2 separate regions of the Homo sapiens genome follow, and region 2 is linked to region 1. A link is a contact called in ENCODE Hi-C data. All regions are on one chromosome and are shown on one strand. The core of a region is the stretch at or near the end of the contact, and the rest is flanking DNA. Distances in the headings are between cores, read along the strand shown. Region 1 holds the start of RASSF3 (Ras association domain family member 3). Region 2 overlaps MON2 (MON2 regulator of endosome-to-Golgi trafficking).

The links. Hi-C counts contacts between places; a loop is a spot of excess contacts on that map.
Region 2: a loop to region 1 is called in a map with no recorded cell type, with 3 times the contacts of the local background. The contact joins the enhancer-like site here to the promoter of RASSF3 in region 1. A Hi-C loop is called at or near these places in 2 of 37 single-sample maps with no recorded cell type.

The regions. Positions count from the first base shown.
Region 1 is chr12:64,609,154-64,611,853 of GRCh38, reverse strand. It overlaps RASSF3 (Ras association domain family member 3), which reads right to left and starts at 1,359. Exons shown (of 5, transcript NM_178169.4): 1 at 1,111-1,359. The coding sequence starts at 1,221. It overlaps RASSF3-DT (RASSF3 divergent transcript), which reads left to right and starts at 2,388. Exons shown (of 2, transcript NR_187549.1): 1 at 2,388-2,509. RefSeq lists silencers at 830-899, 1,110-1,629, 1,790-1,859 and an enhancer at 2,490-2,549.
Region 2 is chr12:62,517,956-62,520,655 of GRCh38, reverse strand. The region is part of intron 8 of MON2 (MON2 regulator of endosome-to-Golgi trafficking); the gene reads right to left. Among named protein-coding and RNA genes, the nearest start is that of MON2-AS1, 34 kb to the right of the region's middle. Within about 2 kb of position 1,440, at least 2 of the 41 ENCODE cell types and tissues checked have a DNase peak (open chromatin) inside an H3K27ac peak, as active enhancers do.

The DNA.
Region 1 (2,700 bases), core at 110-2,609:
ATTTTACTTCAGAAAGTGGCTAAACTTAAGAGGTCTGGCAAGACCACCCTGACAGATTGCACCCTCCCACATCCACCAAAAGAAGTTATCATCCGGCCCCTGAACGATTCTTCTTGCTTCTAGTCTCTAGGTCTCAGTCCGGTATTAATAGAAATGTTTGGCGAACGCCTGTTTTCTAAAAGCAACAAATTTGTGCCATTACAATCTTCTGTAATCTGATGTGAGCGTGGCCGGGTTGGCCCGGCTCCCCTGGTGCGGCTCCTAGTGCCAGGAGGCCGCGGGCTCTAGCACCGGGCTCCTCAGTCCAGCCGACGTGCCCCGTTTCGGGAAGGCCTCCCAAAAAACACGGCTACAGCTGGCGAAACTGGCACAAGTTCCCTTCCCATCTTTTCCCAACTCGTGCTTCCCACGGCATGCTGCCTCCAAAAAAGGAAGAAACCGGCGAAAAGGTTAGCTGTCGCTGGCTAGTATTTAGCATAGGAGCTTGTTTGCAAAACATCTGGGCACCAAAAAACCTAGCTTTACAGAAAACGCACAACCCTGAGTCCCGCAACGGAGATTTAGTGAGAGCCTATGGTGGCGAGGCCCACGGTGCCCTTGGACCCCCACTCCACCAGGTCGCCCGGGCCAGGAAGAGGGGAGGTCAGGTCACCCGGCCACCCCTAGCTATTACACGTTGACCCAAGCCACTCTGGGGGCCACAGATGAGTAAGCTGACTAACAGGAAGGACAGGCGCGCGAACCCGACCGTCGACCCAGCGGGGACGCGAAGGGGAAACCTGGGGGAGTGGCCCGGGGACGCCTGCTGGCTCCGGGGCTGCTCCCCGCAGGCGGCAGCCCGAGGCGGAGCTGCAGAGGCCATCTGGCGCGGAAGGCAGAAGCCGGCCCTCAGCCTCCCCGCCCTTCCTCCGCCTTCCCTCGCCTACACGCACAAGCTCCAGGCACGTTCCCGGGACCCGAAAAGGCAGAAGCCACTTCTCGGCCCGCTCCTCCTTCCCGGCGAGCATCCCCCGAGCGCCCCGCAGAGACACGTGGAGGCAGGGGGCGCGGGCTGGCGGGTTCCCCGGAACTCTGGGGCGCGGGCTGCAGCGCCCGCCGCGCGCCACTCACTTGTTGGCCGGAGCGGGGCTTGCCCTGGGGCGCTCTCCTGAAGAAGGAGGTCCTGGCGGTGAAGAAGAAGTCCTCGGCGTCCTCCTCCAGGCTGCTGTAGCCGCTGCTCATGCTGCCGGTCCCGTCGCGCGCGGGCGGCCTCCCCGGGGCGCAGGCGGCCAGGGAGGGGGTGCGGCGCCCGCCAGCCCCGCGAGGTTCCCGGCGCGCAGCCCCGGGCAGTCCTTATGCAGCTGCGGCCGCCGCTCAATCAGGCTCTCCCGGCCCCTCCTGCCGCCTCCCCGCCAGGCTCCAGGCGCGGCTCGGCCCCGGTGCGCCCGCGACCCCGCCTCCCTGGGCCCCGCCCCGGACGGGCGACCGGCCGAGCCCCACCCCGCGCGGCCGCGACCCTCCCCGCCCGCCCGCAGGTGGGGGGAGCCCGGCCCGCCCCTTCCAGGCGCGCGGGTTTCTCCCGACAGCGTCGCGGAACCCGGAAAGCCGGGCGCTAGGGCTGCGTCTGCTGGGGCTGTGCTCGGGTCGCTTCCTCAACCTCCCGGAAACTGCAAATTCCTCTGCGAGCCGTCCGCCCGCCCCCAGCCTCGCTGGCTCGAGTTTCGGAGAGGGCGGGAGCAGAGCGGGGAACTTTCTCTGCGTCCACTCCCTGCTCGCCCCCGCACCAGGGTCCTGTAGGGGTGGGTGGGGGTTGCCCGGCCGAGGGACCCCCCAGGTCCCACGGCTTCCTGCAGCCGCAACGCCCAGTCCTGAACCCCAGCAGCTCGCCCCTCCAGGAGGATTTCAAGTTGGCAGAGATGGGTGGGGAGGTCAAAAACTGGGTTGAGTTTATTCGAATGAAAACATCCTTTCTGGTCATTCATTTGAGCTTCGGTCTTACCCTTTTCCCCTTCTTTCTAGCGAGGGCTCACTTCCAAATAAGATCGTTATCTTAGGCGCACTCAGTGCAACTGAAAGGTGAACTAGTTCTATAGTTACAGAACAATCGAGTGCTTATCAATTAAATGTGCTTTGTAAATGTCCCCGCCACAATCAGCCTTCCACGGTCACCCACAAGGCATGGTTTAAGTGGTGGGGATAAGGAGATCAGGGAATTCCATCCATCCACGTACAAAAAAAGTTTCCATGTTTTCTAAAACTCTTCAGTCAGCTAATCCTCTTAAAGCCACCAGTGGGTAACAGTCTTTTACACCTTGGTGTTACTGCACTGATTTAAATAATACTAATTTCAAGATCTTGACTGAAAGGTTTTTTTGAAGCTGCAAGCCCTGCTATAGTTAGCGAGCTTCAGAAGAGGTTTCATTAGGAGGGGAAGAGAGACGTTAGAAAAGAGAAAATGTCCATCCATCATAGCCAAACTAGCCAAACTCTCTTACATTATCTCCTTCAATCCTCCGAGCAACTCTGCAAGGTACGTAGTGCTATTTTATGCCGGTTTTACACCTAGAGCAGCAGCTGAGGCTTAAAGAAAGGAAAGTGGCTGTAGGAGGCAGTACTCGGACCGTTCTGCTTTGCGTTCTGTTGATCTGAACGTGGTCACATACCCTACTGGGTTCTCTGCTTGGTATCGGTCAGCCGTGCTCTTTTGTGGACTACAGGAGG
Region 2 (2,700 bases), core at 191-2,690, 2.1 Mb after region 1:
GCCAAGTACATGCCTTTTTAATGTTCCTTGTGACAAAACAGGAAGTACACATGAAGCGTTTTTACTGTGTATCAAAGTACCATCATTGTTGGAAGAAAAGCATAGCTGTGAACTGAGCTAGTCTTTTTACCCTGTGGAATAACATTTTCACTGAAAAAGCAAACAGTAAATCATGATTATTTACATTTGTATATACTGTACAAACAGTTTCTCAAAAATAAAGTACGCCTGTCACTTTAGGGTAAACAACTGACAGTGTTTGTTGCCAATAATAAAATTTGAGCTTTCAAACAAAAATCAGAATTTAAAAAAACTTGTATCTACCCTATAACCTAAGACTCTTCTGATATATGGTGGTGATATTAACAAATGTAATATTTGCAGGAAGTGATAACATTTGGAATATCTACACAACTAAAATACATGATGTTACAAAATCATGCATGACTAAAAGATCCATTTGAAATGTAAGACCAATGAAATGAATTTTACTGTAACACAGTATAAAAACGTTTCAGATCCTAGACCTGTAAGAAAGTGTCGGCAGGGTGTGGTGGCTCACGCAGTAATTCCAACACTTTGGGAGGCAGAGGCGGGCAGATCACGAGGTCAGGAGATCGAGACCATCCTGGCTAACGGGGTGAAACCCCGTCTCTACTGAAAATACAAAAAATTAGCCGGGCGTGGTGGCAGGCGCCAGTAGTCCCAGCTACTCAAGAGGCTGAGGCAGGAGAATGGCATGAATCCAGGAGGCGGAGTTTACAGTGAGCCGAGATCACGCCACGGCACTCCAGCCAGGGTGACAGAGCGAGACTCCGTCTCAAGAAGACAAACAAAAAAAGAAAGTGTACCGTTTGGTATAGTATCAAAGAAGAATATCCACCATTATTATCTAAAAAGGCCATTAATATAATTCTGCCTTTCAACTACATGTCTTTATGAAGCCAGATTTTCATCGTTATGTGTCAACCCAAAAAAAATCACAACAGAATGAAGACAAAAGATATGAGAATCCAGCTGTCTCCTATTAAGCCAGACATTCAAGACATTTACATTTGGAAAACGTAAAATAATTTTTTCTTTAAAACATAATTATTTTTCATAAAAATTTATGTTAACATGTAATAGGTTTAGTATCATTTCAGCTTTAATTCTTAATAAAGTAAATAATGATAGAAATAACTCACATGCACAAAAGCTCCTAAATATTTTTTAAGAATATAAAGGGGTCACTGTTTTCATAGGGCATTCAACATGATTTATTTATTTTGGGTCCTGATACCTCTGTCTTGGATCCCCAAGTGTCACTCCCTCCCAGCATTCCCCTCTCACCACCCACCCCCAGTATCACTCAGCTGAGGCGATTTCAGGGACTAGTAGGGACACAAAGGGCTGAATGATTGGAACGGTGGTGTGCTGCTAGAGGTGGCAGACAGCCAGGGCGTCCCCAGTGCCTTTCTGCTCTGGAACATTCTGTGACCCGTCGGGGTGTTTTGAATGGTAGCACCCCCTCTTCCACATGGTTATTTATTAAATGACCACTTCCTGTTGCAAAAAAAGTAATAAAAGAGTATAAAGCAGTCTTGAGACTAAAAAGTATAAGAATTATTCCTCTAGTATGTCTTCTAGGAGATGTACCATTTCCAGGTTTAAATAAAGAAAATACAGAGAAATAAGAGAGAGGCATCACACATCAACCATATATAGCTTGCCCCCCAACTACCAGGCATCTAACTTTTGCCCTTGAAGAAACTGTAGAATGCCTAATTTTTTCTAAGCTAAGATGTCCCAATGTAGCCAATTACAATACTGAGGAATTACTTTCTTATATATATCTGAAAATCTCAACTTTGCCAACTCAGTCCTAGAGTTCCTTATTAGGAACCAATGTTTTACCAGTTGATCATCACCCACAGTTCACAAGTAAAGCAGGAAAACAGGCCTTCCTCTTCCTTTAGGCAGTAACTTTCCATTTTTTTCTGTTGCTGGCTGTGCTGTCATTTGTCCCACGTTGTCCCCCTACACCCCCACCAATTAAAGGGACAAAGGTCAAAATATGGAGAATGTTATAGAAGCAATACAAGAAACTTGGCACTGTCAGCCTTGGAGAAAGAAAAAAAAAGAGAGCGAGAACTAAGAAAACAGCGAAGTAGTAAAGTGTAGTGGGGTTAAAAGTGTGTTATGGAGCCTAAAAAATTAGTTAACACCCCAGTGTTGCAGCTTATAAACTGCATCATCTCAGGCAAACTATATAAGCATCCTGGTCCTCATTTTCTCAGCTATAAAACTCAAATATGAATGTCTGCTTCATAGGGCTGTAGTAAAGTTAAAATGTATTAATGTATGCAAAGCAATGCTATGGTCTAAATGTTTATACACCCCCAAAATTCATGTGTTGAAGCCTATTCCCCAGTGGGATGATATTTGAAGGTGGAGTCTTTCGGAGGAAATTAGGTTATAAGGCTGAAACCCTCATGAATGGGATTGTGCCCTTATAAGAAGATACTTGAGAGGCTTCTTCCTGTCTCTACTCTCCACCATTTAAGAATAAAATGAGAAGACAGACATCTGCAAACCAGGAAGTACACCCTTACCAGACACCAGATATGCTAGTAGCTTGATCTTAGACTTCTGAGGCTCCAGAACTTTGAGATTTAAGCTACACAGTTTCTGGCATATTTTATATAACAGCCCGAACTA